4 separate regions of the Mus musculus genome follow, and all the other regions are linked to region 3. The links are chromatin loops, found by intact Hi-C in ENCODE. Cell type or tissue: heart. All regions are shown on one strand. Each heading gives the region's core, and the rest is flanking DNA. Links, peaks and the distances in the headings are about the cores only.

What was found. A loop is a pair of places that touch in the nucleus more often than their neighbours do. Peaks named below come from ENCODE experiments on the same cell type or tissue, not always from the same donor. Only the 100,000 strongest peaks of a DNase experiment are listed, where the experiment ranks them.
Region 1: a loop joins it to region 3, with 7 times the contacts of the local background. A loop is called at or near these places in 8 of 42 quality-filtered maps.
Region 2: it touches region 3 in a loop (6-fold over the local background); 11 of 42 quality-filtered maps call a loop at or near these places.
Region 4: it touches region 3 in a loop (2.1-fold over the local background); 2 of 42 quality-filtered maps call a loop at or near these places.

The regions. Positions count from the first base shown.
Region 1 is chr17:56,826,594-56,834,158 of GRCm38, reverse strand. Rfx2 (regulatory factor X, 2 (influences HLA class II expression)) reads left to right here and starts at 3,151. Exons shown (of 17, transcript NM_009056.2): 1 at 3,151-3,276. In heart, for the core only: a CTCF peak has its summit at 2,786; DNase peaks (open chromatin) are centred at 2,928 and 4,318; H3K4me3 peaks cover 2,601 bases; H3K27ac peaks cover 1,294 bases; H3K27me3 peaks cover 1,822 bases.
Region 2 is chr17:57,162,750-57,170,314 of GRCm38, reverse strand. It overlaps Gm33566 (a long non-coding RNA gene), which reads right to left. Exons shown (of 7, transcript XR_876893.3): 2 at 5,147-5,212; 3 at 4,771-4,901; 4 at 4,245-4,317; 5 at 2,957-3,203; 6 at 1,036-1,221; 7 at 1-155. Among named protein-coding and RNA genes, the nearest start is that of Cd70, 17 kb to the right of the region's middle. In heart, for the core only: a CTCF peak has its summit at 3,054 (motif pointing right); a DNase peak (open chromatin) is centred at 3,104; H3K4me3 peaks cover 366 bases.
Region 3 is chr17:57,057,788-57,065,352 of GRCm38, reverse strand. Slc25a23 (solute carrier family 25 (mitochondrial carrier; phosphate carrier), member 23) reads left to right here and starts at 5,490. Exons shown (of 10, transcript NM_025877.4): 1 at 5,490-5,832; 2 at 7,119-7,245. The coding sequence starts at 5,680. It overlaps Crb3 (crumbs family member 3), which reads right to left and starts at 3,122. Exons shown (of 4, transcript NM_177638.5): 1 at 2,980-3,122; 2 at 2,587-2,758; 3 at 1,655-1,716; 4 at 1-263. The coding sequence starts at 2,659. The coding sequence ends at 57. In heart, for the core only: a CTCF peak has its summit at 4,686; DNase peaks (open chromatin) are centred at 4,742, 4,882, 5,622, 6,192 and 2 weaker places; H3K4me3 peaks cover 4,077 bases; H3K27ac peaks cover 1,714 bases; H3K27me3 peaks cover 2,527 bases.
Region 4 is chr17:57,244,246-57,251,810 of GRCm38, reverse strand. Gpr108 (G protein-coupled receptor 108) reads left to right here and starts at 4,122. Exons shown (of 17, transcript NM_030084.4): 1 at 4,122-4,300; 2 at 4,928-5,047; 3 at 6,466-6,516; 4 at 6,700-6,782; 5 at 7,443-7,564. The coding sequence starts at 4,175. It overlaps Trip10 (thyroid hormone receptor interactor 10), which reads right to left and starts at 2,360. Exons shown (of 15, transcript NM_001242389.1): 1 at 2,240-2,360; 2 at 954-1,069; 3 at 800-856. The coding sequence starts at 2,263. In heart, for the core only: CTCF peaks have their summits at 2,312 and 3,323 (motif pointing left); DNase peaks (open chromatin) are centred at 1,790, 2,360, 3,330, 4,040 and 2 weaker places; H3K4me3 peaks cover 4,063 bases; H3K27ac peaks cover 3,741 bases.

The DNA.
Region 1 (7,565 bases), core at 843-5,842, 230 kb after region 3:
GGTGTACAGAGCACGTTCCAGGGCAGCTACACAGTGAAATCTTGTCTTAACTTCCAACGAAAGACTTTAAGCATGATGATTAAGAGACAGAAAGAATTCCCCCTGCACCCCCCGCCACATTTGGGTGCCAATTTCTGTGGAGCGGAGCTGCTCTGAGTCTTCACAATAGTCATAGAATGTGAGTGGGTTCTGCCAAGGACCAGCCTCAGCTTGGAGAGAGGGGTTCTGAGGAAGGGGTGATTAGAAGTGGCAAAAACAAACTACTTGAAGTCAAATTGTGGGTCCAAGTTGGCAGCCTATGCTCTACTCCAGACAGCTTTCCAGCCTGCTTCCTCTCTTTCTGCTTTCTTTTTCCTTTCTGGTCTGCTTTCTCTGGAAATCTCCAGACAGCTCTCTCTCAAGTTCTGCACAAGACAGTTCTCTCTTGCTATTATAAAGTTTTTCTCTGAATAGTTCATCTCTTGCAGATCTGCCTGCCTCTGTTAAGCACAGAGAATAAACCAGCTGGGTGGGACCCATCCTGAAATTACCATTTGTATTACACCTGGGCCTAACCTTGCTCTATTCTAGGCTGACCCTGAACTCAGGTGTTTGTCTGCCTTTGTAAGCATAAACAAAAAGATGTAGCTGGGTGGAATCTCCTTTGATCACCACTCCCTAAATCTCCTTGTCTCCTAGTTTAGTATCTTTCTGACAAGTTGGCTCACAGCACCGCTGTCCTTGTTCCTTTAGATTCTTGAAGCCCTTCATGTTTCATATTGCATCCTTATATTTTTTGATATCTATATTTTTTTTCTTTTTGAGAAATTATATATTTTTGAACTCATGTTTTTAGGGTTCTTTTCCACAGCCTTAAGGGTTGTCTTGAAGGTTCCAAGGCTCACCATTTATGATACATTAGCCTCATCTTTACCTCCTGGACTTGTATTCTAACTACCATGGAGTCATTAACAGTAACAGGCAGGACACTCCTTGAAGGAAGGGCATAAAATGTGTACACTGTTATCCAAAGGAGCCCTACACCCAAAGCGGCCATTGACATTCTAGTAGGCCCATGCCCAATGGCCCTGTCCCAGGGGCAGGAACCATGTCATTTTGTCCCCACCAAGGCCATGCAGGACCTGGCAGATTCACAGCTCTTGTCTTCCAAAGGGGTTTCTGAGAAACCCAAGTAAACTCACAGGTGAATCCTGGATAGTTGACATGGAAAAAAAACTGGGGGAAAACAAAAAACAAAAAAATAAAAAACCCTGACTCCTGCCTGCCATTGTTACTCTAACATAAAAAACATATGTTTGGAAGAGGGGAACAGGGCTTTCTGCCAAGCCGAATGATCCTTGGAGGACACAGGGGAAAGGCAGAAAGTGTTCACAAGTTGTCATCTGATCACATGTGTATCATATCATGTACATATCACATCCTAAAGAAATAAATGTAAAAATACTAAAACTCTATGTAAGGAGTGAGCCAGCTGTATCGTCAGCGAGTGAGAGGCTTAGAACTCTGAGGTGTGTGGCTGAGATGAGAGGTTCTCTTTCCTTCCCATCCACAAGTGTCCCAGGTCTAGAAACCCTCCTGCACTTCTTTCCACAGTCTCCTTGCTAAAGACCAGGTTTCCAACCCATGAGCTCTGGGGACACACTTCTCAGTCTCTAAAACCAATGAGTTCTGAAGGGCCACAGTTTGGTCCAAACAGATTCAGGCTCATTCATGCATAGCCATTTGCCTCCATGATAGTTACAGTTGAGTCTATGGGACTGGGTCTCTCAGCACGGGGGTGGGGGTGGGGGTGGGGGATGGGGACCGGACACTAGCTTTGTAGTGTAGGCAGCCAACAAAGTGGTGTTGTGGCACCAGGCTTCCAGTTGCTCCAATATATTTATTTTGGAAACTCCAGTCCTAGAGGCAGCGTCTACTGCCTTTCTCGCGGCCTAAGTTCAGGATTTCATGAGTTAGACTGTGCACAAATGCTTGGTGGCACCTGCCTCTCACCCTAGTAGTCAAGGACCTAAGACAAAAAGAACATTAACTTGGACTACATAGTGGGAATCTAGTCTAGCTTGGACTACTTAGCAAGACCCTGACTCACCGCTTTGGGCACATAAGCCCAAATTACCCATGTTCACTGGTGCAATTGGACGTTCAATGAATGAATGAATGAATGAATGAATGGAGCTATGGTCTGACAGCTCCTCCGCACTTGGGTCTCTGGGTTTAAACCTTTCCTTTTGCGTTAACTTTTCATTCTGTTTGTGTCATCCCACCAAAATATAAGCTTTATGAAGAGTCCACATTGAGACCTGTATATATATATGAACCAGAGAGGACAGAGAAGCGAGATGGGGTGGGTGAGGAGTTGTCAGCTTAGCCAGGACTGGTGAACACACACCCATCATCCCAGCACTAGGAGATGGAGCCAGGAAAATCAGGTGTTGGAGGCCAGCTTAAGCGGTGTAGTGAGTGTATACAAGACACCGGCTCAAAAAAAAAAAAAAAAAAAAAAAAAAAAGGAGAAGCGCTGGAGAGGAGGCTTCTGCTCTTGCAGAGGACCCGGGATCGGTCCCTGCTCAATTAGGCGGCTCATAGCAGACGGTCACTCTGGTTCCAGGGCGATCCAACGCTCTCTTCGGGTCTTCATGCGCATTGCATGCACACGCATAGACAACAATCTTTAAAAAAAAAGTTTTCAGTTTGTGGACCATGAAAGAGCAGGCGCAAGGCCAGAGTCTGCTGCTCCCCTTAGACGGTGAGCGCCTCCGGTCTAGCGGAATCACCGTAACTCCGCAAAACACGCACTGCCACCAGTGGGCCCTCGCGCACCTCCTTAGAGCCAACCCTTCCCGGGAGCCGCGCGCCTCCCGCCAGGCCCCGCCCTCCTTCTCAGCGATTGGCTGGTATTCTACCCAAGGACCTGCCCCTTCACCTCTGACGGGCACTATGAAAGCCAATGGGGAGATCGCCCGCCCTCCCCGAGGCCGTTGGAGGCGGGCATGGGCGGGCCGTTGGAGGGGGCGGGGCGTGCAGCTTGGTAACCGTTGCCGGGCGCAACGCCCCGCCCCGTGAGGGCAGCGCGAGGCTGAGGCGGGCGGGCGCCTGCTGCGGGCGGGCGCTGCGGGCGGGCGGGAGGGCGGCGGGAGCCGGAGGAGGAGCGGCCGGCGCCGCCACCGCCGCCGCCATAGAGACTGTAGCCGTGGAGACTGTTACTTACCAACGCGGAGCGACACGCAGCGGCCGACGCCGCGGGAGCCGCTACCGGAACTCCCTGCCGAACTCCAGGTGAGCGGTGCGGGCCGGGGCAGGGGGCGGTGGCGGAGGGGGGGGGGACCCCGCTGGAGGGGGGTCGCGGGGGCGGGCGCGGCCGGACCCGGCGCCCCAACTTTGCAGACGCCAACCTCATCCAATCCTGATAGGCGCCTCTGATTTGGGGGAGCCCTGGGCTGGGTGGAACCCCTCTCACACTCTCAAAAGTTTGTAAAGTGAAGCGATCTCTTCTCGCCTTTGACGCACTAAATCTGACTTTGAGGAGCGGGGACTCCAGAAGACCCCTCCTTGTCTCTTACTCCACAACACCTGAAACTCGGAGGCGCCCTCAAACTAGTCAGTCCTCTCTTTGACTACTCCCAAAGCCTGAATTGGAGTTGCCCCAAACCCGCTCCTTGCTGTCATCCCCCTAAAACCTGAGTTGGGGGCTCCCACAGAGCCAGCCATTCTCGTCCAAGTCTGAAAACCCAGAGGCACCGTCTCCCTTTTATACTTATGAAATCGGGGTTCTGGCTTTTATCCATGTACTTAACTCCGAGGGTACTCTTCTGCTTGCCTCATAGTTCTGACCCTCGGGTTTCCTTCTTGACTTAGGATTTGGGGGCTCCGGCACCGTTTTCTTGTGCTTTGACCAAAATAGTCACTGCGTTTGTTCTGTTCTGGAAGGAACTCCTCCCTTCGCGTTTTCTTGCCCATCCCAAATACCCCCGGCGCCCCAAATCCTCGGACCACTCTCCCCTGGAACCCGACACCGCTGCGTTTGGGGGTCCTTTACCATGCCGCTCCGGGAAGCTCAAGCGCACCCATAGCGTCCTCTTTGCCGAGATCCCCAATCTAGAAAACTTTCCCGAAGGAAAATATTGTGTGAACCGTTTGTAGGAAGATCCAGGAGGCCGGGAGAGTGCGTGCGCAGCCCTCCTGTGCACAGGCAGCACATCCCAAAACACCGGATTGTCTTCCTCGCCCCTTTCCATGGGTCATATCCGAGTTCGCAGTTGGGATTCGCTAGGGCTGCGGTTGTTTCCTTGGACCCTAGAGAGCTCGGTTCCGGACAGAGCCCCCTAGGGTGGCGGGGAGGGGAGTTGGGGCGGGGAACGCACCAAGAAACAGCTGGGACCGCTGTCTCTCCTGAGACTTCACCCCTACTTTAGTACGTCTCCGGAACACTCCGGTACTCAGGTCCCCCAGGAAAAATCCTACAACGATTGAGTGTTAATAAATGTAACTTTATTAGCATGTACATAAGTGTGGCCTTCTCCTGTGTGTATAATGTGTTGTAATCATAACCACCACTCGCCTCTCTTGACCCTGATGACCCCCACTCCTCCAGCCCTGGCTTGCTTCTACTTTTTGCTCCCTTTTTCCTTGAAGGGAACAGAGTTCAGTTGGGGCCACGGCGCAGAGGACAGTGGGTCCCTCCTCAGAAGTGGCCGTCAGGTCCTCGGGAGTCAGATGACTCTTTTCTTATTGTCAAAAGTGATTTGCTTTCCGATTTAAATTTTTACGTGTATTTATTGTGTGTGACTATACTGCACGTGCACACACCCCCGGAGGTTAGAGGACAGATTACAGGAGACTCCCTTCAGCACTTGATCTTGGGAGCTCAGTACACTTGGTGGCAAGAGCCCTTACCTGCGCATCTCCCTGCCAGTGGAATGAGCTTTAAACTTAAAGTGAAGCGAAGACAATTCTAGAACAGTGATGATATTAATAAAATAATAATGACGTAAAACTTCTCTTAAAATGTTTTCCTGTTTGAGTTTTTAACGTCAGCCTCAGCCTGTGAAGGTGCCTGTTTGATGGGACTGAGCTCTGGCTGAGTCCCTGCCGGTCCTCAGTGGAGCTTGGGTTCAGGGACTGAATGGACTAGAAAATCCACCCAGGTGTGGCCACTCATCCACTCCCACTGGAGAAGGAGGGCTCAGGCCTCAGAGAGAGGAATCTAAGGCTGTTAGCATCAGGCCTACCGCCTGTCTGGTGGGTCACTGTGGATACCTGAGCCCCAGGGCCACTACAGGGCTGTGAAGGACTTGTCAACACACTGGCCCTCTAAAATACAGCCTGTCATTCTCTTGCTGCATGAAGTATCCCTGGCACTTTAGACTGTATTAGTAGTGGCATTTTAAAAATCTTTATTATGTGTGTGTGTGTGTGTGTGTGTGTGTGTGTGTGTGTGTGAACATCTGCAACATCTGCATGGGCTATGGTGTGTACATTAGAGATCAGAGGACGACAAGCAGGAGATGGCCCTGAAGATCAAACACAGGTTACCAGGCTTAGCAGCAAGCTCCTTTCTCCTGCTGAGCCCCCTCAGCCTTCCCATTGATAATGAAAATATTCATGTAGATTATCCATATATGAATGTATGTTAATATAGCAAGTGTGTTCATATAATATTAATAGTTCATGTATAAAGGCTGCTTGGTTTGTTAAGTCCTTGACTAGAAGGAGTCACAGGTTTTGTTTTCTTTCTTTGTTTGTTTACCTATTTATTTATTGAGGTGCTTGGCTTTGCATATGCTATGCAAGTGTTCTGCCACTGCCCAGGCATCCCAGCCCTGTTTCTTTATTTTATTGTATTTTTTGAGATAGGGCATCACTATATAGCCCTGGTTGTTCTGGACCTTGCTATGTAGACCAGGCTGGTCTCGAACTCAGAGATCCACCTGCCTCTGCCTCCCGAGTGCCACCTGTTTCTTTTAAACTAACTGACGTTGACTTTAAAAATGCAGCACCTCCCCTGTGTGCTTGTAACTATGGACGCTTGTTGAAAATGAGATGAGCTGTCTGGAGGATGCAGCCCCCAGCAAACTGCACTAATGGATGTTGCAACCTCCCATCCCGTGTTTGGAGCTCTGGGGCTGAGATGACCCAGCCATAGTTCCTACCTCGGTTCTGAATATCACAGAGAAGTCACTTCGCGTCAGCTGTAGCTCTGTCCCCATCAAGTAAGCCAGGACTAAGTAAGGGGTGGGACTAAAGGCTTGGCACCCTGGTGCTTGGGGCTTCCTGAAGGCAGTGTTGGCAGGACAGAGGGCTTGGGTGCTGCTTAAGCCTTTGAGCTCCTTTACTGGAACTTCAGTATGTGTGGGATGGCTCCGCCCAGCTTTGCCCAGCATTAGTGGATGGGGGTGGGGGTGGGGGTGGATGGATGGATGGACAGACAGGTGAGTAGATGGATGGGTAGATGGGTAGATGTTGTATTACATTTTCAATCTCATATGTGAGTTTCTAACCCACCTTTGAACATTCAGTTCCCAGATAAGATACAAAACTTAAATTTATAGTAAGCCTTAAAGCACTAGAGCTGGGCAGATGTCTACCCTCGATGCTATTATGTCTACTCCCCCATCAATAACCCCGAGTTATAACTTGCCACGCTCCATCTGGGCTGCTCTTGATTCCAATTGGCCAGCCTCGTGGCTATGCTTTCATGACTCACCTACCCCATGGCAGCGGCATCTTCTCTCTCCCTTGTGGTCTCTGCCTCAGACCCTAAGCCTGGGAACCAACACCTTTCTTCTGCCCAGCTACAGGCTGTAGACAACTTTAATCAACCAGTAGTTTTAAATTAAGGAGCAAGGTGTGTGAGATGATCTCCCCAACCCTGAGACAACCAGGGCCAGTGTTAGCCTTGCAATACATTGCAACGGACCAAACCTCAACAGGTGGGTGGGTGGATAGGTGGGTGGATGGCTAGATGGACAGACTGACGGTGGATGGATGGATGGGTGGGTGACATGGGTGTTAGAAGGTGGAGATGAACTGGATCACCCGCATGGTTCATGTTCTGTCATCAAATGACATTTTGTTTGTTGCTTAAGGTCTCACGTATTTCTGAACTTGAACCACAATCCTCCTCCTCCCTAACTGCTGCCATGCTGATAGGCGGTCAGTTAAGGTGTTCACACATTACCTCATCAGGCAGTTACCTTACTTCAACTTTATCATACTTGTGCACACACACACTCTAGGTTTGGTTTCCATGGTTACTTTATCATATTCACACCCACACTCTAGGCTTGGTTTCCATGGTTACATTCACCCATGGTTTCCTTATCTTGTTCCTTACAGCATGGCAGGTTCTGCCACTCTTCCCAGCACCCTGGTACCTCTGACTGCTTCTTTGGCCCTAGGGAATCCTGTGATTTCCTGACAAAATGGCTGACTGGCCCCTGTTCCCTACAAACCCAGAGACTTCTGCTCTTGGGATATGCCTCACAGGGACTCACTGATTCACTCGGGAAACATCATACACCCATTAGAAATAGGTAGAGTGCTCCCAGTCCCTGAGCCATCTCTGA
Region 2 (7,565 bases), core at 1,128-6,127, 110 kb before region 3:
TGTTTTCTTTCTGAGCTGTACAGTCGGGGGGTGGGGGGGGAAATGAGTGACAGGGTGACCAAATGATAGCCACACTGTACTCAACCGGGCATTTTCTTCACAGGACACCAGTGGATGTGGCTCAGATCCCTCCTTCTGTCTCAGAAGCTTGGGCCCTGGGGAATGGGAAGATGTTCAGTCCATAAAGAACTTGCCACACAAGCAAGAAAGACCCAGGTTCAACTCCCAGAAACCACAAAAGAAATGGCAGCATATGCCTGTAATTCCAGCACTGGGGAGTCAGAGACAGGAGCACCTCTGGGTCCCAATGGCCACCTCCCTAGTGAATCCATGAGCTCTGAGTTCAGTAAAAGATTGTCTGGGAAAACCTGGTGGTATAAATGTCTTTAATCTCAGCCTAGAAGCAGGTGGATCTCTGAATTCAAGGCCAGCCTTGTCTATATATAACAAGTTCTGGGACAGCCAGTATTAGGGTTTTTAGGCAGAAGGAAGGATACCTTGATGAATTGAAGCAGAGGGACAAAATCACAGCATGCAACAGGCCTCATGCAAGAGTATAGGGCAGGTGGAGGATTATGCAGAGGTTGCCTCTGAGAGAGGGCCAAAGGGGAAACTGAAGGTGGGCTGTGAAGGCAGTGGCTTCTCATAAAGATGTATATATACTTCGTGCACATAGGTAGAATATACGACTTTTGTGGGGCAGTGGACCATGTTAGGAAACTTGATAAGGTAGAGCAGATCAGAGAACCCAGAACTCGGTGTCTCCCTGCTCCCTACTAAGATTCCAGGTCAGGAACACATGCCACACTCCCGACATTGGTCACATAGCCCAGAACAGAGATCTCCACACTAGAGGCCCCGAGGATTTAGCCAATAAGCTTCCCTTTGAAGACACCCCCCCCCCTCTTGCAGAGGTACTTCATGTCTGGTCCACCCCGAGAAGTGAGTACACACCCATTTCCCACAATGAACAGTCAGTAAACAGTATGGATAAACATGGACTGTCTCTCATCAAAAAGTTTTGACTGCTCTTACCTCATGCAGGTGCCTGGCAAGTATCGGGCTATGAGGAAGCCGCGGGACACTGCTCCAGGGGTGGGGGAGCACAGTCTGAGGTCTTGGGGTCAGCCAGAGCTGTCTCGTGGGTCCCTGGGTCTGCAGGAAGGCTCAGGCCATCTGGTTCTCAGGCTCTTGAGCACCAGGTAAGGTTGTGCCCATACCCTGACAATAGGAAAATGAGGAGAGGTAGGTCCCCAAAACTTTGACAAGATCAAGTTAGTGGTCCTGGTGTCCAGGAGAAAGGAGATGGGCCATCCGGATATTGTAATGACTACTCAGGGCTCCCTGTCAGAGATGACAGAGCCCAGGCCAAAGCAGTCCAATCCCCTTCGTTCATTCATTGCCTCAGAAGTCTGCTGGAGGGTGACCTGGGTCTGATGTCCCCGCTCTGTGGGGAAGGGAAGCAGACAGGAGTCAACAGCCAATGTTCCTATTTTTTTTAACTTTTTATTAATTCTTTGTGAATTTCACATCATGCATCCTAATCCCTCTTATCTCCCCCATCCCTTTGTATCTGTCCTCTGCCCTTGCAGCCTCATATGTGTGTGTGTGTGTATACACACATATATATGTGTGTGTGTGTGTGTGTTTGTGTGTGTGTGTATGCTATAGTGTGTCCCACAGTATTCCCTTTTGCCCACACATATTTACTTGCAAATGTTCACTACAGTGAGTCATTGGTCTGGTTCCAAGGCTTCTGCTACACTATCAATACTGTATCCTCACTGGGATTCCTCTCAGATGCTCTGTTGTTGCCCTGTGTCATGGAGATCCTGCAGCTTTGGATCTGCAGGACTGGCCCAGCAGTTCATGGCATAGTTGATGGGGTGGGCCAACTCATAGCCCTGGATCTGAGTCTGAGTGGGAGCTGAGTTGGTCAGCCCTCCAGCTCTCCCACACCCACACCGTGAGTAAGCACGTGTTCTCCAGCACTGCCCCACCTAACCCACCCAATGCTGCCGCCAGCGAGGGGTAGGGCCAGCTCTCCTGCTCTCCTGACCTCTAGCCAGTCCATCCAATACCACATGACCAGGGAAAAGCTCTGCCATGCTGCCCAGGAAAGGAGCAGGGCCTGCTCTCCCAAGTGCTGCAGTAGGTGAGGGGCAGGGCCAGCTCTCCCACTCTCATGACCTCCAGGCCAGCTTTTCTGCCTACCACAAGCATCTCTCCCTCACCCAAGTCACTACATGGCAGTAGTAATAGGGCCAGCTCTAGAGATAGCACACACTTTGGACATGGCCAGAAGAGCCTTCAGGGGTTAGAGAAGGCCAGGACCAGTGACTTTCCTGAACACATTTGAAGCAGTGACTCGGTGTACACTCGCATGCCTTTAATCCCAGCACTTGGGAGGCAGAGGCAGGCGGATTTCTAAGTTCAAGGCCAGCCTGGTCTACAGAGTGAGTTCCAGGACAGCCAGGGCTACACAGAGAAACCTGTCTCGAAGAAAAAAAAAAAAAAAAAAAAAAAAAACCTGAACCAAGATGGAGAGCAGTACAGGAAGATACCCAGCATTGACCTATAGCTGTACATGCACATAACCATTCACCCCAAACACAAGAACACATGCACACATTCGTCTGCACACATACACACATACACAGAACCAAGATGGAGAGCAGTACAGGAAGATACCCAGCATTGACCTATAGCTGTACATGCACATAACCATGCACCCCAAACACAAGAACACATGCACACATTTGTCTGCACACATACACACACATGTATATGCAAATGCATGCATACCAACACACTAAGACTTTCTGGTTGGGTGGGTGGGTAAGTGGTTGGTTAGTTGGTTGGTTGAATGGATGGATGGATGGATGGATGGATGGATGGATGGATGGTTTTACAAGACAGGGTTTCTCTATATAGCCCTGGCTGTCCTGGAACTCACTCTGTAGATTAGGTTGGCCTTGAACTCAGATCCACACTAAGACATTTTTTAATAGAAGCTGGTAAGGGAGGAAGGGAATGCGCTTGGATGTGGCCGGCAGGTGGCGCTGCTGGACGGAGCATTTGCAGAATGCCTGGCTGGGAATGGGGCTTGCTTGCTGCGCTCCCAAAGTTCTCTCTCTTTGGTGTCTGCTGGGAACAGCTCTCCCTGTCACAGACAGAGCTGCTGTAGGCCGTTGAGCTCCCTGCTGGGACAAACAGTGCCGGTTGTTGTCATCTTGTCAACAAAAGGGGACACCTATGAGGGTTGGAAAACCCACACCCTCCCTTGGGCAATGGAAAGAAAAAAACGGCTACAGTCACCCCACTGATTCCAGTGTTCCTGGTTCCACTGCTTATATTAAGGCCATTGCTCTGCCTTCCTGCCATCCCACCTCCCTGCCTCCCCGCTTCCCCTCCCCCACCCCCTCCCCCACCCCCTCCCCCACCCACCCCCCACCCCTAATGACAGGCACCCTGGAGCTGCAAGCCTGAATAAGCTTTCCTCCCTTTGGTTGCGCTTTCTCAGGGACTTTGTCACAGCATCAAGACTCCACCCTCTAAAACCGAGGTCCTCAGCCTATGAGTCTCGGACCTCTTTGGGGGTCGAACAACCCTTTCTCAAGGGTCACATATCAGATATTTATATTATGATTCATCACAGAAGTAGAATTACAGTTATGAAGTAGCAACAAAATAATTTTATGGTTGGAGGGTCACGGCAACACGAGGAGCTATATTAAAGGGTCCTAGCATTAGGAGGGTTGAGGACCACTGCTCGGAACCAACCCATAAATAAGCCTCTCCCTACGCAGCCCTCCTTAAGGATCAGGCCTCAAATGTTCCCCCAAACCTTACGTGTTCTTTCTGGGCCAGCAAGAAAGCACAGCAGGTAAAAACAGCTGCCCACCAAACCTGACAGCCTGAGCTCCATTCGGAGGACCCACTTGGTGGGAGGAGAGAGGCACACACATACTGCTGCTGCACATATGTATTCCCATGCCACACACACCAATACGTAAATGTTTCTTCCAATGGCTGTGAGTTCATTCTCCATATCCCATTTTATCTCCACCAAAAATTAGGCCACAAGTCACTTAATAAGGTACTCTGCTCTTGCAGCTAATCTGGCTGAGTTGTTTTAAGGCTAAAAGCCCACAGCCTCCAGTTAGCATCTCAAAGTGACACAACAGGAGGCTAGAGAAGTTGAAGTATGGGGGGGGGGGGGGGAGAAGGGAAGGGGGACTTACCCCTGTCCTTTGTTCTCAGTACTGGTACAACTCTCAGAGCATGCGTTCACATGGTAAAAAGATCACTGCAGGTCTGCACATAAATTCAGTCATAAATTGAATAAGAGGTTATAACAGAGAATGCACACGTATATATACACTAGGATCTGGCTTAACTTTCACCATTGGTTACTAGCTTGCAGTGTCATGGAAAATTTAAGGCTGTAACTAAGCCATCCTTGAAGTTTTGTTTAGACAAACCCAATCAATACCTTATCTCCTGTTTGTGCACCTAGGGTCCTGTGGTATATATCTTCTTTATAACCTTTAGTGGTTTCTGTAGCCCTAAGTTTTAGAAGTGTGCTGTTATCTCAGAAGCAATTAAGCAGTCCTGTTATAAAAGGGACTCAAACATATCTCTCTCTCTGGGTTGTCATTCTGAACAATGGTACCCTAGCATGCTGGATGTTTCTGGAAAATAAATGTTCTTTGTCTTTGCATGCTATCTGAGTGTGGAATCTTCCTTCAGCAATCTTCGGACCCTTACATCTGTGAGAGCTGAGGGTGGTGACACACATCTGAACTCAGCCCTCAGGACACCCAGGCAGGTTGGTAAGTTCCAGGCATCTGCGCTCCTGAAGGCTTGGTACCCACTGCAGCAGTTTCCATTGTGGGGTCCTGGGAAACAATTGGATGTCACCATTGTCAGTCAGGGCTTAAGGGACTGAGGATGGCCAAAAACTAGGGAGAAGGTACTAGTTAGAATAAATAGGTTATAAAGGGGAGGCACCTTTAAAGTCAACAGTCTGTCCCTTCTGTCTGTCTGCTCCTCTTACCCCTCCCCACCTTACCCCTTCCCACCTCCCCCCAACCCCCCTCACTCTCCCTCCTCCCCTTCCTCACATGCTCCCCACAACACAAACCTCTCTCTCTTTCCTGACAGTCTGCACATGAGCAGTTCTAGCCAGAGGCTTCATCGTCCAGTGAGCCTAAAAGCAACCAAGACCAACTAGCAACCATGGACTGGACCTCAAAACCACAAGCAAAATCATGCCTTCCCTGGTTTTAGGGTATTTTTGCTAAGTCAGTGGAAAGCTGATAAAGTTTGTCAATTGACTTGTCTTCTGATACGGCACTTAAGAAAACTTTAGTAGCATAATCTAAAAAGCAGCTGCTGCTGTCCGCCTCCAGTGTCTCAGCCCATCACTGGGAGCTCACCAGGACTCATGCTGCAGTTGGTCATCTATCTGCAGGCTGCACTATACTTTCTAAAGTGTATTTTATCAAATGTATATTAAACCTCTTTTTTTTTTTTTTTTTTGAGATCTCTATGTATCCCAGGCTGGCCTCAAACTCATAATCCTCCTGTCTCAGCCTTCCAAGATTTAAGATGACAATTAAAAAACAAAAACAAAAACAAAACAAAACAAACAAAACAGTGTGGTCTACCATGCCCAGCAAAATACTTTTTTTTTTTTTCTGAGACAGGCTTTTCTCTGTTGTAGCCTTGGATGTCCTAGAACTTGCTCTGTAGACCAAGTTGGCCTTGAACTCACAGTGATCCATCCTCTTGCTTCTGCCTCCAGAGTTCTGGGATTAAAGGTATGTTCCACCACTGCCTGGAGTTAAATACTTTCTTAAATATATATTTTATGTGTAAGATATAGCCTGCTTCTGTGTGTGTGTGTGTGTGTGTGTGTGTGCAGGTTAGCCCACCTAGCTTGTAAATTTCCAGGGCTTCTCCTGTCTCTACTTCCCATGTCCTCACAGGGACTCTAGGATTACAGATACAAGCAATATACATATCTAGCATATAAGGCCTGGATGTTCAAACTCTCATCTTGATTCTTGCACATAAGCATCTTACCCACTGAGCTGTCCCTCAGCCCATGGCATAGCATTTTGATTGACATGATGAAATTATTATGACCATCAAACAAATTTACACGTCCATCGTTGTGTTGGTCAGCTTTCATTGCTGTCACAAACTACAGAAATCAATGTAAAAAGAAGAAGATTCTCATTCCTGTCTTGGCTTCAGAAGTTTCCATCCTTAATGGACTGACTGGTCAGGTTGCTTTGAGGGCGGTGGAAGGCAGGAACAGGAGGGGAAGCCAATATACTCACTGCATAGCAACCATGAAGGCAGCCTCCTCCAGTATCCTTCAGAGACACACCCTCAGAAACAGGGGGCTACCTGCTAGATACCACCCCCCCCCACATCCCACCTCATCACCACACCCCACTCATTCAAACACACACAACCCCCTACTCCCCACTTCCTTTTTCTTTGTTAATTAAATCTATTCTCCCACAATTCCAATCTGCTTTCTGGTCCACTGATTGCTAGGCAGTCCACCCAACCCCAACAATTAGTGAGTTTTCTCTCTAACTGGGCATAAATGATTCTCTGAGTCTAACCATTTCCCTGGGTGAGGCTTCGATTTTTCCGGAACAGTTTCTCATCCTCTTGGCTTCTCTTGAAAATCCTAGTATCAGGTAAACCGTGTCTGCTCATGCAGACGATAGGTGACGACCCATCGGACAGCTTATGCCTTCTCAGTTCAGTCTCCCTGGGTCTCTGGGACACTTCTGACCCAGGCCTGGGATTCCTCTTCCTCCTGAACCGTGTCCTCATAATCTCCGGACTCTTCATCTAGTTTCTAAACTTATTGAATCTGGCCTCAGTATACAGCCCAACCAATCAGGGAGAACATGAAGAATTTCTCCTTTCTTTATTCCTTTCTTTTTTCACACACACACACACACACACACACTGCATTAATGTCTTGCCTGAAAGTTTGCAACAAGTCAGAGTGAACCCTGTTAGGAGCAGAAACTATAGCACTCACAACATACACACCTGTTCCTGCTGCAGCATCTGCCGACCACACCACAAGTATGTACTGGTCATTTGTCTGCAAATCTAATTCCAAATTCTAGAGTCCAATTCCCCAGCCCTCTGTGTCATCTAAGTGGCTTTGACTCCTACAGTTGACCCACATAGACTGGGCCATTAGCTTTCCGCCAGCCTGCGTTAATGTAAATGCTCTCCCTCTCTCTTACTTAACTTTGTGAACTCAAATTTTACTACAAGTTGGCCTCATTCAATGGCCAGAATTTGGTGCGTTTGATTTCCAAATTCTCACTGCCATGGACAAATGATTCCCAAATATTTTCCATCTAAACTCGCTGTGTTCTGTGCTCCCAAACCCTCTTATTTCTACTTCCCTATGATTAAAAATACTTTTATCTCTGATTTCTTTTCCCTCTGATCTCTAAAAGAAAAAGAAAAAAATATCTTACGATTATGCTGTAGGGGCTGGAAAGATGGTTCAGCAG
Region 3 (7,565 bases), core at 1,617-6,616:
CCAAGGCAGTCCCAGGCGTTGGTAGTGATGATGGCCTATGGCCGACACCCCTGTGTTCAGATGAGCCGCTCCTCCGGGGGCAGCTTGAGGTTGGGGGGTGGTGGAGCACGGGCACCCACCTGCTCCTCACTGCTGGGCCGGTAGGTGCCCTCTGTCTGCCGCTTTTCCCGAAGTTTTCGCATGAGCAGAAACAGTCCCACTGCTATAAGGAGGACTCCCAGAATGGAAAAGACCACAGTGATGGCTACAATAGCCCCTGAAGACTGTAAAAAGAGGGAGAGTAGACAGGTGTGACCAAACTGCATGGAGTCACCCTGCCTAAGTCACCCACCAGGGCTCCTGTCACCCTGTCTGCTTTCTGGGTGGGGTTTCTGGACTGTTTTCAAATTGAGAGACAGCCTCCTTCAGCACCTCGAGCACTGGTACCCAGTACCTCTGTCCTGTCCCTTCCACACTATGAGTGTCCGAGCTTCTGACCAGATACGGTTCTCTTGGTTTTCCTGGCTCTTGTGTTGTTGTTTGTTCAAAGTCTCCTATAATCTTGAACTTACTATATGGCTAAGAATAATCCTAAACTTGCTTCCTTCCTCCTCCTCCCCTTCCTCTTCCTCCTCCACAAAGCTGGTACTGGGATTACAGGTGTGTGCCACCACACCCAGAGTTTTTATTGTCACATGGTCTCATCTATACCCCAGGCTGTTCTTAAATTGTGGCAATCCTCCTGTCTCAGCCTCCTGAGTGCTAGGGTGACATGTATGTATCACCATGCCCATCAGGCAAGACACTGTGTTTGGTTATGAGACAGGATCTCATAGTAGCCCTGGCTAGCCTGGAATTCACTATGTAGAACAGGCTGGCCTTGAACTCCACCTGCCTCTCTCTCTCTCTTCCTGGAATGTATGGGTTACCACTCCCAGCAAGACACAATTTCTTGTCCACTGTTATGGAGAGATGGCTTGCTACCTTTCTGGGACACAGAAGTCCCACTGGCGTGGCTTTGTGGGTAGAGTGCGTGCCTGGCATGCACAAAACTCTGGGTTTGACTTCTAGCACCCCATAGACCCAGCATGATAGCGGACACATGTTAACCCAGCAGAAGGATCCAGAATCCAAGATCCAAGGTCATCTGACTACAGAGGAAGTTTGAGGCCAGCCTGAGCTACACTAAACCACTAAACCATGTATGTATGTATGTATGTATGTATGTGTGTGTGTATATATATATATATATATATATATATATATATATATATATAGTTTTTCGAGACAGGGTTTCTCTGTGTAGCCCTGTAGACCAGGCTTGGCCTTGAACTCAGAAATCCACCTGCTTCTGCCTCCCAAGAGCTGGGATTAAAGGCGTGTGCCACCACTGCCCAGGCAATAAAAAAAATAATTTAAAAGTCAGGGCATCTGCCTAGCACATGGCCTTTTATTTTTCTCTGTATAGGCCTGGCTGTCCTGGAACTCACTTTGTAGACCAGGCTGGCCTTGAACTCAAAAATCCGCCTGCCTCTGCCTCCCAAGTGCTGGGATTAAATGCGTGTGCCACCACCGCCCGGCGCACATGGTCTTTTAATAGTAATGTCTCTCCACTTGTCCCATACTACTCTGGTCTCACACACTTGCTCTTCCTTCTTACACCTTCCCAACTCACCAGGCCCCCGTTGGACTCATCACCTGGGGGTTGAGTTGTGCTATTTGTGAAAGGGTCCGGTGCTGTGGAACAGAAAGAGAAAAAAAAAATCCATGCTGGGGTCTTCTTCACTAGTTATCACTTACACACCACTCAGTCAGACCTTGCAAAACGCCTTCCAAAGTCTCCAGCTGGAATTGAGGCAGCAAGTACAGCCAGGCCACCCACTCCACCCTCGGGTGTGATGCTGGTTTCTCTGGCCACCCTCAGCCCAGCAGGTAATAATCTGACCACCCAGAGTCACCATTGTTAGCCTATTAGAATAGATGGCTTCCAGAACCGTGTCCCCCTCCACCATCACTCCGGCCCAGAACCCTTAAGGACCTGGGCGGGGCTCAACCTTTCCCAGGAGTATGTGACTCACAAGGTCCCCCCACCCCCCAGGCTCCCGAAACTGGAACTAGAGACTGAGGGAAGGTCTGGCTGGGTCCACACCTACGGAGGGCCAGCCCTGTCAGCTGGGCTCCCTCCAGGTCCCCCTGACTGCTTAAGACTCTCAACTATGCAGACTCAGGTGCCCAGGCTCTCCCTCCCCTCCTCCACCTCTGGGCTCTGCCCAACAACCCCCAGCTCCTAAATTCCACAAGACTTAAGGACTCAGGAATTCTAGGCTGCGGGTACGGAGCGTTCAGAAAAACGCTGGTTCGAGCCTCAGCAACGTTAAAAGAAAAAAAAAAAAAAACTGGAGAAAAAAAAACTGGAAAAAAAAAAAGTTCGCAGGTCAGCTAAACTAATTTGAAATTCAGCCCTGAAGCTTTCAAACTTGGTCTCCAAACGCATTCCAAGCTCATTCCTCAGACCTGTCGCCCTCTCTGGGTCGCAAATGCCCGGCACTTCTGAGTTCAACCCGGGAACCCTCCTCCCACCCGAGCGCTGCCCCGGACAGTACCTACCTGTTAGGCTCCAGCCGGAGGGCAGCATCGGCAAACCAAACGCCAAGAGCACCCCCAGGCCTGGGGTCGCCATGAGTTTAGGCGACGAGTTGGTGACGCCAAGGACAGGACTTCCCCAAGGCGCCAATTCCTACCGCATCTTGGGTCGAGGAGGGCACCTGCGACCCAGGACCTGGGGACCAGACCGGGGTGGGGGGGAGAGGGCGCAGCATAGGGTGAGGGGCTGGACTCAGGCTCGGGGCCCAGCGACAGGCAACCCAATCTTGGAGTGCGCTCCCCGCCCTCGGCGCCAAGGGTCAGAGATTAAAGATTAACTCCCCGACCGCATTCTTGGGCCAGGAAAAGGGAAGGAGGAGGTGGGGACAGGACAGGCTGCGCGCCCTGCCTCCCTACCTGACTCCAGCGTCTGAGAGGGACTTCGCTCAGGTTCCCAATCCCGGGTTCCCAGCTGGAACCCCGAGTCTCCGTCCTTCACCCGGTCGCTCCAGATCCCACCCGCCCCGCCCGCTCACGTGACCCGGAAAGTTTAGTCACCCACCTGGGCAAAGAGCGCACTTCCGGCTTGTGCACCTGAGCCTGGCTGAGAGGGGCGGGGCGAAGAGGGCGGGGCCGCGCCGCCAGAGCACCTGTAACGGGAACCCCATTGCGACCCGGAGCACCGCAGAGGGCGGAAATGAGCAGGTGTAAGCACAGGGGTGCATACCCCGGCGGGGGGCGTGGCGACACTCCAGAAAGATACACACTTATAAGAGGCGGGCTCCGATGGGAAACACTGAAGAACTCACACCCTGAAGTCAGACCTGGGAATGCTAACCTGTATTCTAAATGTATTCTGGAGGCTGAGGCAGGAGGACCCCAAGTTCAAAGCCAGCCTGAATAAACCCTATTTCAAAAGTAAAAGGGGCTGGGAGCGTGGCTCGGGGCCAGAACCCCTGCCTTAAATGGCCTAGTGAAGGTCGCCTTCCAAGAATGTCTTAGTGATTGGATCGCCCCTTACTCAGCCATGAATTCCTCCTTAGCATGCCTGAGACCCCTGGGTTCCATTTTCATCCCATAACCAAAAAAATCAACCAACCTGTACAGGACTAGTTTTGTAGAAAGATACATGTAGGCTTGTAGTCAGAGTGTAATCAGAACACCTGCTTAGATTAAACCCGTGCGGTATTAAAAAAAAAAAAAAAAAAAAAAAAAACCGGACAAAGATCTGTGCAGAATCTCGCCCAGCTTAACGGAAGGCCTTATGTCCACACTGAAGAACATCCGTATGAGGTCCACCTGCCAGGGAAGTGTCTGTGAGGAAGCATGGATTTGGGGCGTCTGCGCAGAAGTAGTGATGTCCCACGGCACCCACACAGAAACTCTTATGCATGGAAACATCTGGTAGCTGGTAGAGGGAGTGGGTGGGACTTTCACCTGTTCACCACAGATGTATGGGCACAGCTTGGGTGGGGACCGCATGACCTCTGGATGTATCTTTGGGTAAAAGGTGGTCATGCACCGGATATGATGGCACGTGATTGCCGTCCCAGCAACTGGGATTCCGAAGCAGGCGAACTGCTGCACATTCAAGGCCAGCGAGGCTACAGAGACCTTGGCTCAAAAGGACAATAACAACAATAGCCATAGAGCTGCAGCTGGAGTTCTGTGGCTAGTTTATCTAGCACATACAAGGCTATATACAACACCCATTGTAGTGTAGCATACGCCTTAGATCCCAGGTGGAGCTCTGTGAGGTCCAGATCAGCCCGGTCTACATAGTAAATTCCGTGGCTACATAGAGAGACTGTGTCTTTGAACAAGAAAAATAAATAAATAAATAAATAAATAAATGAGGCGTCGTCCCTTCCTGGGAGTGGTGGTTTAAACTCTGTTTAAATCTCTGCTCTGGCCCTAAATGGGAATCCAGACTAAGATTTGAAGCTTTTGATTTCTCCACTGTAGCGTGGGAAAAGCTAGTGTCACCTACCTACCTCACAGGGTTTGGGGTAGGTTCGTTACTGAGCAGCGAGTGAAGGGCTCTGGCATGCGCAACGCACTCAATGTGAGCTCTTATTTATTATTCGCGGTCAGACGGACGCCCTTCCCCCTGACGGTGAGACGAAAAACTGCACCCGAAACTTGTGGGCGGGACTTCAGCAGGTGCAACCACAGCCGCCGGCTGAGGCCCCGCCTCCAGAGCCCCTCCTCCTGATCGTTATCTTTAGTGGCGCGGGAGATACTGGTCCGCGACTCCCTTTCCAGGCAGGTCTGCAAAGAGCAGCCTTCAGAGAGTCTGAATTGGGGCGCGGCCCCTTTAAGAATGCCTAGCGGGCTGCGAGCTGCGGGACAGGAGGCCGCGGCGGGTCAACCGGGAAGCCCCGCCTAGGTAGAGCGGACCGCCGCAGCTAGGGCGCATTGACCAATAAGGATTTAACTTTGCAGCCGCGCCGCTCGTTGACCTTGCGTTTCTCTCTCCGAGTGTCACCAAGAAAAGGAGGCGCGCGGGCGGAATGAAGTGTTGGGGAGGGAGCCCACACCTCTTTGTTGATCTGCTGTTTCTATCATCGACTGGGGAATCTAACTAGAGCAGGCGGGCGAAAGAAGCTTTTAAACTGGTTCAGAATTCTTTGCGTAGACCTGGGAGAAGCAAAAACTTGAATTTCTGATAAGTGATCCGTTAGAGAGGAAGGTGTAAATGAACAAGATTACGAATCCAATTCCTGACAATTCCCTACCAAAACCATTTAAGGAAAAAAGGGTAAACTGAGGCAAGCAGAGTACTAAGACGGTTGCCTCTCCTACCGTCCCAGGAATGCGCTGTCAGATGTGCAAAACCAGAGCCTCCTAGAATGCTTCCCCACGCCCCCTGCTCCGCCCCCAGCCCCCTCCCCCAAGTAATGCGGGTCGGAGGAGGAGACCAAGTTCTGGCGCGGGCGGGGACGACTAGCATTTATCACTTCCAGCAAGTGCCGGAGCTCGGCCCCGCACTGAAGAGGCTGCGGTGCGGGTGGGCGCGGGAGCTGGCTTTGTGGGGACCCCGGGGGGGAGGGGGAGCCAGAAAGCCCCCGCCGAGGCCGTCGCTGCGGGGCCTCCCCTCCCCCCTGGGCGGGCGCCATGCGGGGGGGCTCAAGCGACGCGGAGCGGCGGCAGCGCTGGGGTCGCCTGTTCGAGGAACTAGACAGCAACAAGGACGGCCGCGTGGACGTGCACGAGTTGCGCCAGGGGCTGGCCAGGCTGGGAAGGGGAGATCCGGACCGTGCACAGCAGGTACTATGGGCAGCGACCACCGCGGCAGGATCCGCCCGCGCCGTAACCGGTGCCCCTTAATGCCGCGGCTACGGCAGCCACAGGCTACCTGTTGGCTGGACCCCACCACCTCTGTCTAGGTTCCCTTCCCTCTGTCCACCCGCGTCTGGCCTGACGTCGCGAAACAGGGCTGCCAAGGCTCCAGGCCTGCAGTGGCTGCGGTTGCCAGGACCCAGCGGCCCCTCCCCCCCCCACCGCCCCCTCCCCCACCCCCTGTGGGATGCCTACTGGGGGGGATGGACTGCAGAGCGGGACGCTTTCCCCTCCACGGCCCAGAGCCAAACCCTCCTCTGCTCTGTGCACAATCCGAGGGGTGACCCGCTCCCACCTGCAGCTAACACAACTTCACATCCTTGCTGGAGCACACACAGAGCCCCTAGCCAGCTCTCCTAGTCTCTTATTTACATTTGCTGCCAGCCGGCTCTTTCCCGGACCTGGCCAGTTGCCCCAGGCTGCTCCAGCTAGGGAGTCAGTCCATCTGAGGTCACTCTGCTTCTACTGGGGTCTGACCTGTCTAGGAAGGAATTTGAGGTAGGGGTGCAGTTTAGCAGTAAAGTGCTTTCCTGGCATGTGCAAAGGTCCTAGGTTCTAGCTCCAGTATGGGAGGTGGCAGTGGGGAGCAGCAAAAACTGGCCCTTTCTCCGTGTGACAGGGGACATGGAGCCCCTAGCCTTCCCTAAAACAGACCTATTGCATTTTTGTTGACCTTGAGTCTAAGGTCCAACTTTTGGATAGGAATATAAAGAGGCCCCATGGCTGTTGGGCCTTATATGAACCACGACTGTTTCTAACAGGACAAACACACACACACACACACACACACTCCTCAACAAGACTGCCAAGGAGACAGGATTTTATAAGGAAAATCTGGGTGGGCAAATTTGGGAAACAAGGTAATGAATGAGAGAGAATCAGAGTTCAAGGTCTCGTCCTACAGTACAGAGAATGTGAGGCTAGCCTGGGCTATATGAGACAGGTGTCTCAAAATTGACCAAAAAGTGCCCCCAGGTTGCCACTTCCCAGTACTATGACCTTGAACTGCCTCTGTGACTCTGTAGAGTCCTCAGTCTGCCTAGGGACTGAGACAAGAGGCAGATTCTTCTTATGGCCTGGGGCTGCTCCCTTCCATGAGGAACTGGGGCTCTGAGCTCCTGAGGCATGAGGCATATTCTAGCTGTCTTCCCCACACACGCCCTGTGGGGGTGCAGTCTGCTGGAGTCCCTGTGTCCCCTTTTTTCCTCTGCTAGGGTGTCTCCTCTGACTGGGATGCTGATCCTGATGGTGGCCTCAGCCTGGAGGAGTTTACTCGCTACCTGCAGGAACGGGAGCAGCGCCTTCTGCTCATGTTTCACAGCCTTGACCGGAACCAAGATGGTGAGATGGGCTCTAGGCTGGGGAATGGACAAGTGGGTTAGAACCCGAAGCGCCGGGGGAATGGGGAGGGCTGCTTCTGACTCATGGACTATTTTGGGAGTTCTCAGCTGCAACTAGGTGATTTGAGCCTGAACTGGCCCATCCCACCTCCTATCCCTTTTGCAGTAGGACCCCTCTCTCTGCCCATACACGTTTCTCTTCAGACAGTATACTTGGTTCGGAGACCCTCAAATACAAGGATAGACCCTTAACCAAGCATCTTCTGGGTTCCTTAAGTATTACCTTAAAGTTGGAGAGCTAGATCAGGGGTAACGTGGTTG
Region 4 (7,565 bases), core at 1,200-6,199, 190 kb before region 3:
AGGGAAGGGTTTAGAATGAAGGTTAAAGTTTCTGGAAGTAACTACAGGCTGGCTACCAGTTTGTTTGTTTGTTTGTTTAGAATTTTGAGACAGGGTGGCATGTAGCCTAGACTACCCTCAAACTAACTACATAGCTGAGGCTAGCCTTGAACCAACCCAAGGGGGCTAGGATGACAGGCATGCACCAACGCGCCCAGCTTTGTCCACTGCTTTTAGACACAAAAAGTCAGTTCTTCGAACACACAAGATAGAGTAGTAAGTTCTGCCATCAGACCCATTTCACAGATGAGAACAGAGGCAATCAAAGTCACTGATACATTAAAGCTCTTGGGTTAAGAGACCAGTCCTGGCTAAAGGGAGTAACAGGACAACCAAAACCTTATCTCAAAGATAAAAACTCGGGTTGGTGACGTGGTATAAGGGGTAAAGGTGCCTGTGGCTAAACACCAGAGTCTGATCCCTGGGATCCACATGGTGAGAGGCAAGAACTGACTCCTTCAAACTGTCCTCTGACTTCCAGAGGACTTGCGTTCTGTGGATAAGTGGGTGCATCTCGCTCTCCAAAATATATAAAGAATAAGAAGCCCCCAAATAACTCAGCTACAGCACAGTGAGGGGAAAATAGAAGCTGAGAATTTACAAACCAAAAAGGGCTCCCTGCTGGAAGCGAGTAAATTCCACCTTAGGACATCCAGACTAACAGGAGGTGGGACTGGAAGTGTGAGGTAGAGTGGCCTCTAAGAAGGTGAGAGACCTGCGCCTCCAGCCCCTCCCTCGCCCCTCCCCCTCCCATTCTTACTTGACTTCAGGGTCATCTTTGGTAGGTCTCTTGGGAAGATACTTTTTCACCAGGCTCCTAAAGGTTGGGACAGAGGCAGGGAGGCTAAGAACGCGGACCTCCTGCGGTCTCCCCTTGGAGTCCCAGAGCAGCGAGCACCCACCCTCATGCTCACCGGAGTTGCTTAGCATAAGCCTGCTCCACCTCCGCGCGTTCTTTCACGAACTTCACGTATTTGTCCAACAAATCCAGCCCCCACTGCGTGTGGCGTTCCAGCACCTCAAACTGATCCTGATTGCAGGAGCGCGATTGGGGAACGTTAGGGTCACCTGGGTAGGAGGCACCGAAATCCCAGCGACCCGGAACAGCGGAGGTGGGGTGGGGTGGACAATCTCTCGGGGCTTAGCGGTTCCAGCAAGGGCTGGCTGGCTTCCCCAGGCGCCGCCCCGGCGTGGCGCAGGGGAGGCAGGAAGCTGGCGGGAACCCCCATGTCCTCCTCCAGGGAAGGGCCTGGACAACACGGCCAGGGCCCCAAACCAGACAGCAGGGTCTCTCGGAATCGGGGTGGCCAGCAAGGGTGTGGAAGGAGGCTAAACCACGCCAGTTCCCTCACCCCTCCTCTAATCCCCTCCAAATTCCAAAAAATCAAGAGGGCTTGGCACAAAAATCAGGCACAGAAGGGATGAGTTCGTGCAGCTCAAAGTGCGTGGAAGCAGGGTCGGGGGGCCTCTATGGCCAAATTTCCCCACTCGCCAAGATCCCCCGGGATCCTCAGTTGAGTGACTCAGTTTCCCCTGCTTCTGTGATGCCTCCACTATAGTGGCTCACCCCCACTACATCCTAAGATTGCACCGCCTCCAGAAAGAGGAGGGGTCAATAGTCCGACAAGGATTCAGGGAAACTTCTAGGGCTTCCTGGGTGAGGTTAAGAGGCGGGTAAGGGGTGGCTCCGCCCAGCGCCCGGGGCCGAGTCCTATAGCCCCTTCCCCTCCCCCTCAGCGTTCCAATTGTAAGCGGGGAAGGAACCCGGTAAGGCCCCACGTGGGACAGAAGGTGACCAAAGGGTCCCCTCCCCCTCCCAGCCGGACAGGCGGGCGACGGGCAGGGACCCAGGGGCCGTAAGATTAGCCTCCAAGCCAGGCCAGGGCGCTCAAAATAGGTGACCTCACCCAGCTGTCCCCCCTCCCTGGCCTGGTCCAGGGACTTCTTCAGATGGTCTTCCTCTCAACTCTGTGCCTCAGTTTCCCTATGCGGGTCCTGGGCAAAGTATCCCTACGTCCTCGGGGCGTCTTGAAAGTCCCAAAGGAACTTTTGAGTGAGTGCGGAGGGCAGAGGGCGGGGACCCAAGGGATCAGCTGCAAGGGAAAGCGTGGAGTCCGGGCTAAGGTACTTCGGGGACAAAGAGCGGAGAAGCCAGGACCCCAGCAAGGGAGAACCGTGGGAACTGGGGAAAAAGACTCACCCACAACTCGGTACCCCAATCCATGCTGCTCTTGCCGCCCAGGACGCCACCGCCTCCTGCCCGGGTCTCCGCCGCCCTCCACCGGAGACTCAGCCCCAGGGCAGTGTGCCCAACCTCGCCCCGCCCCGCCGCCAGGCCACGCCCACCAGCCTAGATTACAACGCCCCTTCGTGCCTTTCCACGCCTCTACTCTGCCGAGCCCCCAGCGGGGGGCTCTGAGGGCGGAGTCCAGATGATGCCCCGCCCCCCATTAAAGGGCCATGCGCCACCTCAAAGTACGCCTCGATTAATTTTCAAAATTTGTACCCCATATTTCTCTCCTCTGCCATCCCAAACTATTCATCCTTTCCTTTCAACTTCGCATTTTTTTTATAAAGGGTCAAGAGATCAAAACCCCAAATCCAAGCAGTCTTTCCCACGTGTCCCCACTCCATGGCAGGGAAAATCTGTGGTTGGTCATTAGGCTCTTGCGGGGACCTACTCGGCTCCAGAAATCTCCATTTCGTCTCACTAATAGTCTGTTTCCCTCCGGCCACAGAGATGGGATGACTTCGATCTTGCCCAGGATGCACATCCAGCCAAGGCCAGGTCCATTAGCACCCCCCAACACCACCGCATCCTGACTTCTCTTCCTTCCCGCCAGAGTCTCCTCTGAGAAACAGAGGACAGGTTGTCCTTTGGGCACCGTTCTGGGCTAGGCACACACTCACACACACACACACACACACGCATGCACGCACAGCACCGCGCACTTGCACTTGACTACACATTTTCCAGCCTCATTCAGTATGTAAGGCCCAAATCAGAACTGCCTCTAGATTCTGGGACCCTGGGGCTTAGGATTTCGGGTCCTCCCAATCATAAAAGTCCTTTCACGCCTTGTAAACCCCCTTAAGGCTCCCGGATAAAAGGGAAGAGGCCCTGTTGGCTCCCACCCCACTCTCCCTGGCTGTAGGTGCTTTCTCCGCCGCTACGCAAGTGTCAAAACACCATTGTGTTGCAGCTAGAAGAGCAGTCTAGACTTCTGAGGAAAGACGCCCTGGAGCCAGTGCTGGAACTGAGGCTCCAATAGGCCTTGGCCCCACCTGCTGGTGGCTTGTGGGCTAAGCTCTGAGATGTAAAGTGGGGTAGAGGGATGGTGGAGGAGGGTGGAGAAGGACTCAGAGTCCCAGTGACGAAAAAGGTATCACACTACGGTGGGAAGCTTCGCGCCAGGGTCAGCAATCTAATTAAGAGTTGCAAGCTACAACTAGGATCCAGCAGCTGGGACTCTTCCAGATCTGAGGACTCAGTAGGAATTGAGGAGCCTATGTTTCAGTTTGAAGTAGGGAACTCAGCTGCTGCAAGGTTACGCCTAGGGCGGAGTCTTCAGGTAGGACCTACAGCGGCATTCAGCCGAGGATTAGAGATCAGCATAGTGCGAAGAATTTTAGGCTTTTCGGTGGCCCAGCAAAGTTGAAACAAGGTAAGCTCATAGACGCGTACGTTGACTAAGTCTCCACTTCTGGCCGGGAGCAGGGTATCGGGGAAGTGAGGGGTGGGAGAGGAAGTGCGTCCTTGGGAATACTGGGAAATGTAGTTTATGCATGCTTCGTTGCACGGATCTGCTCCCTCTATATTCTGGGTAATGTAGTCTTGGACCGTTAAGAGTTGCTGAAGGAATTCCGCTTTAAGGGACGGATATGGGTTCCTGGATCATTGGTGAATCGTCCTGTTCCTCAAACTACATCCGGGACAATCTGTTTAGCGATTGGAGAGTATGAAAGCCGGGGCTGAAAAGGATAAGCACGCCCATTTGGGAGGCCTTCTGACAATCAAAAGAATCTCAGTTGCTAATTGGGTGACTAGACCACGTCGTGCGACTATTGGCTGAAAAGTGGGTAGGCCTTATCAGGCGTCAGAGGCTGTGTTCGGGGGGCAGTCGCAGCCCCAGAGATGGCAGTGAGCGAGAGGAGGGGGCTCAGCGGCGAGAGCCCAACGCAGTGCCGATGGGGATACTTGTCGCTGCTGGTGCTGACGCTGAGCGGCTGCTCAGGCCGTATCCACCGGCTGACTCTCACAGTGAGCCCCGCAGGCTTGGCCTCGTTGTCTCCCCCCATAGCTCCGCCGGTGGATGGAGCAGCCGCACCCCCCACTGCAGGCCGCTAGTGGTCTCGTCCCGGGGTCTCCCCGCCCGGTGCTCGTAATGGGTTGGCCTGGCTTAGAGGGCGGGGCTTCATCTCCTGGGACCCCTGACTCCTGGCGCTTAAACTTTCAGGGAACACTTGGTAACAACCATAGGACCTGGGAGGAAGGGGTACCACCTGGTAGGATCTTCCTGGAATTCACTTAGGGGAGTGACAGGAGACTACTTTCAAAATTTAGCCCAGATAGAATCGAAAACTTTTCTGGAAAGTCGAAACTAGTCACACCAGCCTATGTAGCCCGCTCTCGGGGTGGTGCACGTCTATATGGGGACTGTCATGGGGTTGCCAGGGTTTCACCCCATGGACACACAACCCCACCCTCTAGCTGCCTCGGACTGAAGTAGGAAAATGTCACCAGCACCAATACGATGTACCCAGGAAGGCTTTCTCACATGCTCCTGTCCTGAATAAAAATGTATAGAGACGCTCAGGGAAACACGCCGTCGTGCTGGACTTGGTGGGGAGAGTGCCCTTGTGCCACTGTGTCTTTGGTTTCCTGCAGGGGGAGAAGCGAGCTGACATCCAACTGAACAGCTTCGGATTCTACACCAATGGTTCCCTGGAAGTAGAGCTGAGCTTACTGCGACTCAGCCTCCAGGAGACAGAAAAGAAGTTGCCAAAGGTGAGGGGGCTCATGGGAGGACTCAGTGTGCAAGTTCTGGGATTCTGTCTTAGCTCTGTCCCTCACCGGTGTGATCTGTGGCCAGTCTCATAGCCTTCCCCACCTGTCACCTAAGAATGAATACAGTGTCTCATGCAGTCTGGGTTTGAGGGTACAGATTTGTCATCTTAGTGTCCCTGCTGGCTTAGGCAGGAGGATCAGAAATTAGCCAGCCAGTATATATGTAACATATATGCATGTATATAATGCATTTTAATCATACACGCTTCTCCCCCTAACTCCTCCAAAATCCATTCCCACCTTCCCAAACTCCTCCCAATCTCATGTCCTTTAAAAAAAAAAAAAAAAAAAAAAAAGATATGGCCTCACTATGTAGCCCCAGATAGCCAGGAACTCTGTGTAGACCAGGCTGGCCACAGACTCAGAGATCTGCCAACCTCTGTCTCCCAAGTGCTGGGATCTAAGGCCGGTGCTCTTGTTTGTTTGTTTGTTTGTTTCTCCTGGGGCCACACCCTCACTCACTCAGCATCTATCAGCTAGCTGTCCACAGCTCCCCAGTTAGGTGTAGGGGTTCAAACACCCCTCTTCCCTCCATGCTGGAATGTTGACTGACTCGATCCTGTGTGGGCAACCACAGCTGCTGTGAGTTCATAAGCAACAGTCTGCTGTGTTCAGAGGACAATGTTCCCCTCTTGCCCTCCTCAGCCTCTGCCTTTACAGTCTTGACTCTTCCTCTTCCTCTTTCTCTTCCTTTTCCTCCTCCTCCTCCTCCTCCTCCTCAGTTTCATTCCCTGAGCCTTGGGTGAAGAGGTGTGATATAAATGACCCATTGGGAGTGGCCTTGTGGTTTTTTTGGCAGAGAGGTAATGTTCAAGACAGGGTCTTGGAACTCAATATGTAGACCTTGAGCTCACAGATCCACCGTCACAGTGCTGGGATTAAAAGGCGTGCACTCCTGCGCCTGGCAAGCAGCCTCTCCTGACAGCTTCTCTTATGACAGGGTCTCATATAGTTAGTCTCAAAGTCAAGCCCCTTCTGCCTCAAGTCCAGAGCCCTTGGAATTGCAAGCGTGCTCTGTTCTGCCCAGCACCATTAACCTTTTAGGTGGGTCAAACCAATCAGGAAGTGCATTCTGCATGAGCGTTGTGGGTCCAGGATGGGGCAGGACATTGAGAAGCTAGCACATAGTGGGTGTTCAGTACCTGTGAGATGAGCCAGTAGCGGTGCTGCATGCTGAGGCAGCAGTAGGGTTGCTGCAAGTTTGAAAGTTCAACTCCAACCTGGACAATATGGTGAGTACCTTACCACCCAGGGCGACCTGGCTAGTCCCTGTCTTGGAGCAGAGCAGAACGAGGCTTCGTTTCTTCTGCTGCTGAGGACAGTTTGGGAGCCCTTCCCTTCTCCTCTTTTTCCATCAGGTGGGGTTCAGCTTGAGCAGAGTTCGGTCTGGCAGTGTCCGCTCCTACTCGGTGAGTGGAGAGCATCGGGAGGGATGAGGGAGAATGGGCGTGGTGTTGGGGGCCTCTCTTCTCCGTGGTACGCTTACAGCCAAGGAGGGGCAGGGAGAAGCTGTGGGTGGATGGGGAAGCACACTGAACAAGGCTGGATCCATGGGCCCGCTGTAACCCCGGCCCCCTCTGTCCACTCCCCAGAGACGGAACTCCCATGAATGCCCTCTGGATAGAAACAGCAGCAACTTCCTGGTCCTGTTCCTCATCAATATCAAGGACCTGCAGTGAGTTGGGGTGGGGCAGCCCTAGGGAGAAAGCGAGTCACTTGCTACATGGTACATCATGGGTGTGGGGTGTGTGTGTGTGTGTGTGTGTGTGTGTGTGTGTACATGCTGCTGGAAATTGAACCCACTGCCTTAGAAATTATAGGCAAGTACCATACCACAGCCACACCACCATCCTCTCACTAGGGGACTCTAAGGGGGGTGGGGGCAGTGGAAACCTCCATCCCTGAGCCACACTCCCAGCCCCTCACAGGGGGGGTTTCAAGTACCCCCTGAGAAACCCCCAGCCCTCTTTGTACTTTTTAAGACAAGGTCTCAATAAGTTTTACCGGTTTGGGCCTTGAGTCCACTCTGTAGCCCAGGCTGACATTGAACCTGCAGTCCTCCTGCCTCAGCCTCCCGAGAATCTTGACTCACAGGCCTTCCCTCTGTAGACCGGGCCATGTGATCTTTTAAATTGGTGCTGAAATGGCCCATCCCAGTGATCTGATAGTTGCTATTACAGGCAGCCATGAGTGTGTGAGCTACTGTGATAGGCAATGGCCAGGTGCTGAGAGTTGGTGACCAGTGGCTCAGAGCAATGAACCAACCCCTTAAGAAGGGCATCCGTACACATTCTATACCTGACCTCCCCCTTCCTGATTCCTCCCCTCACCCCAGGGTCCAAGTCCGAAAATATGGGGAGCAGAAGTTGTTCATCTCCCCTGGCCTTCTCCCTGAAGCTCCCACCCAGTCAGGTCCCCCGAAACCAGACCCAGCAGGCACCCCCAAGGACAACCACGG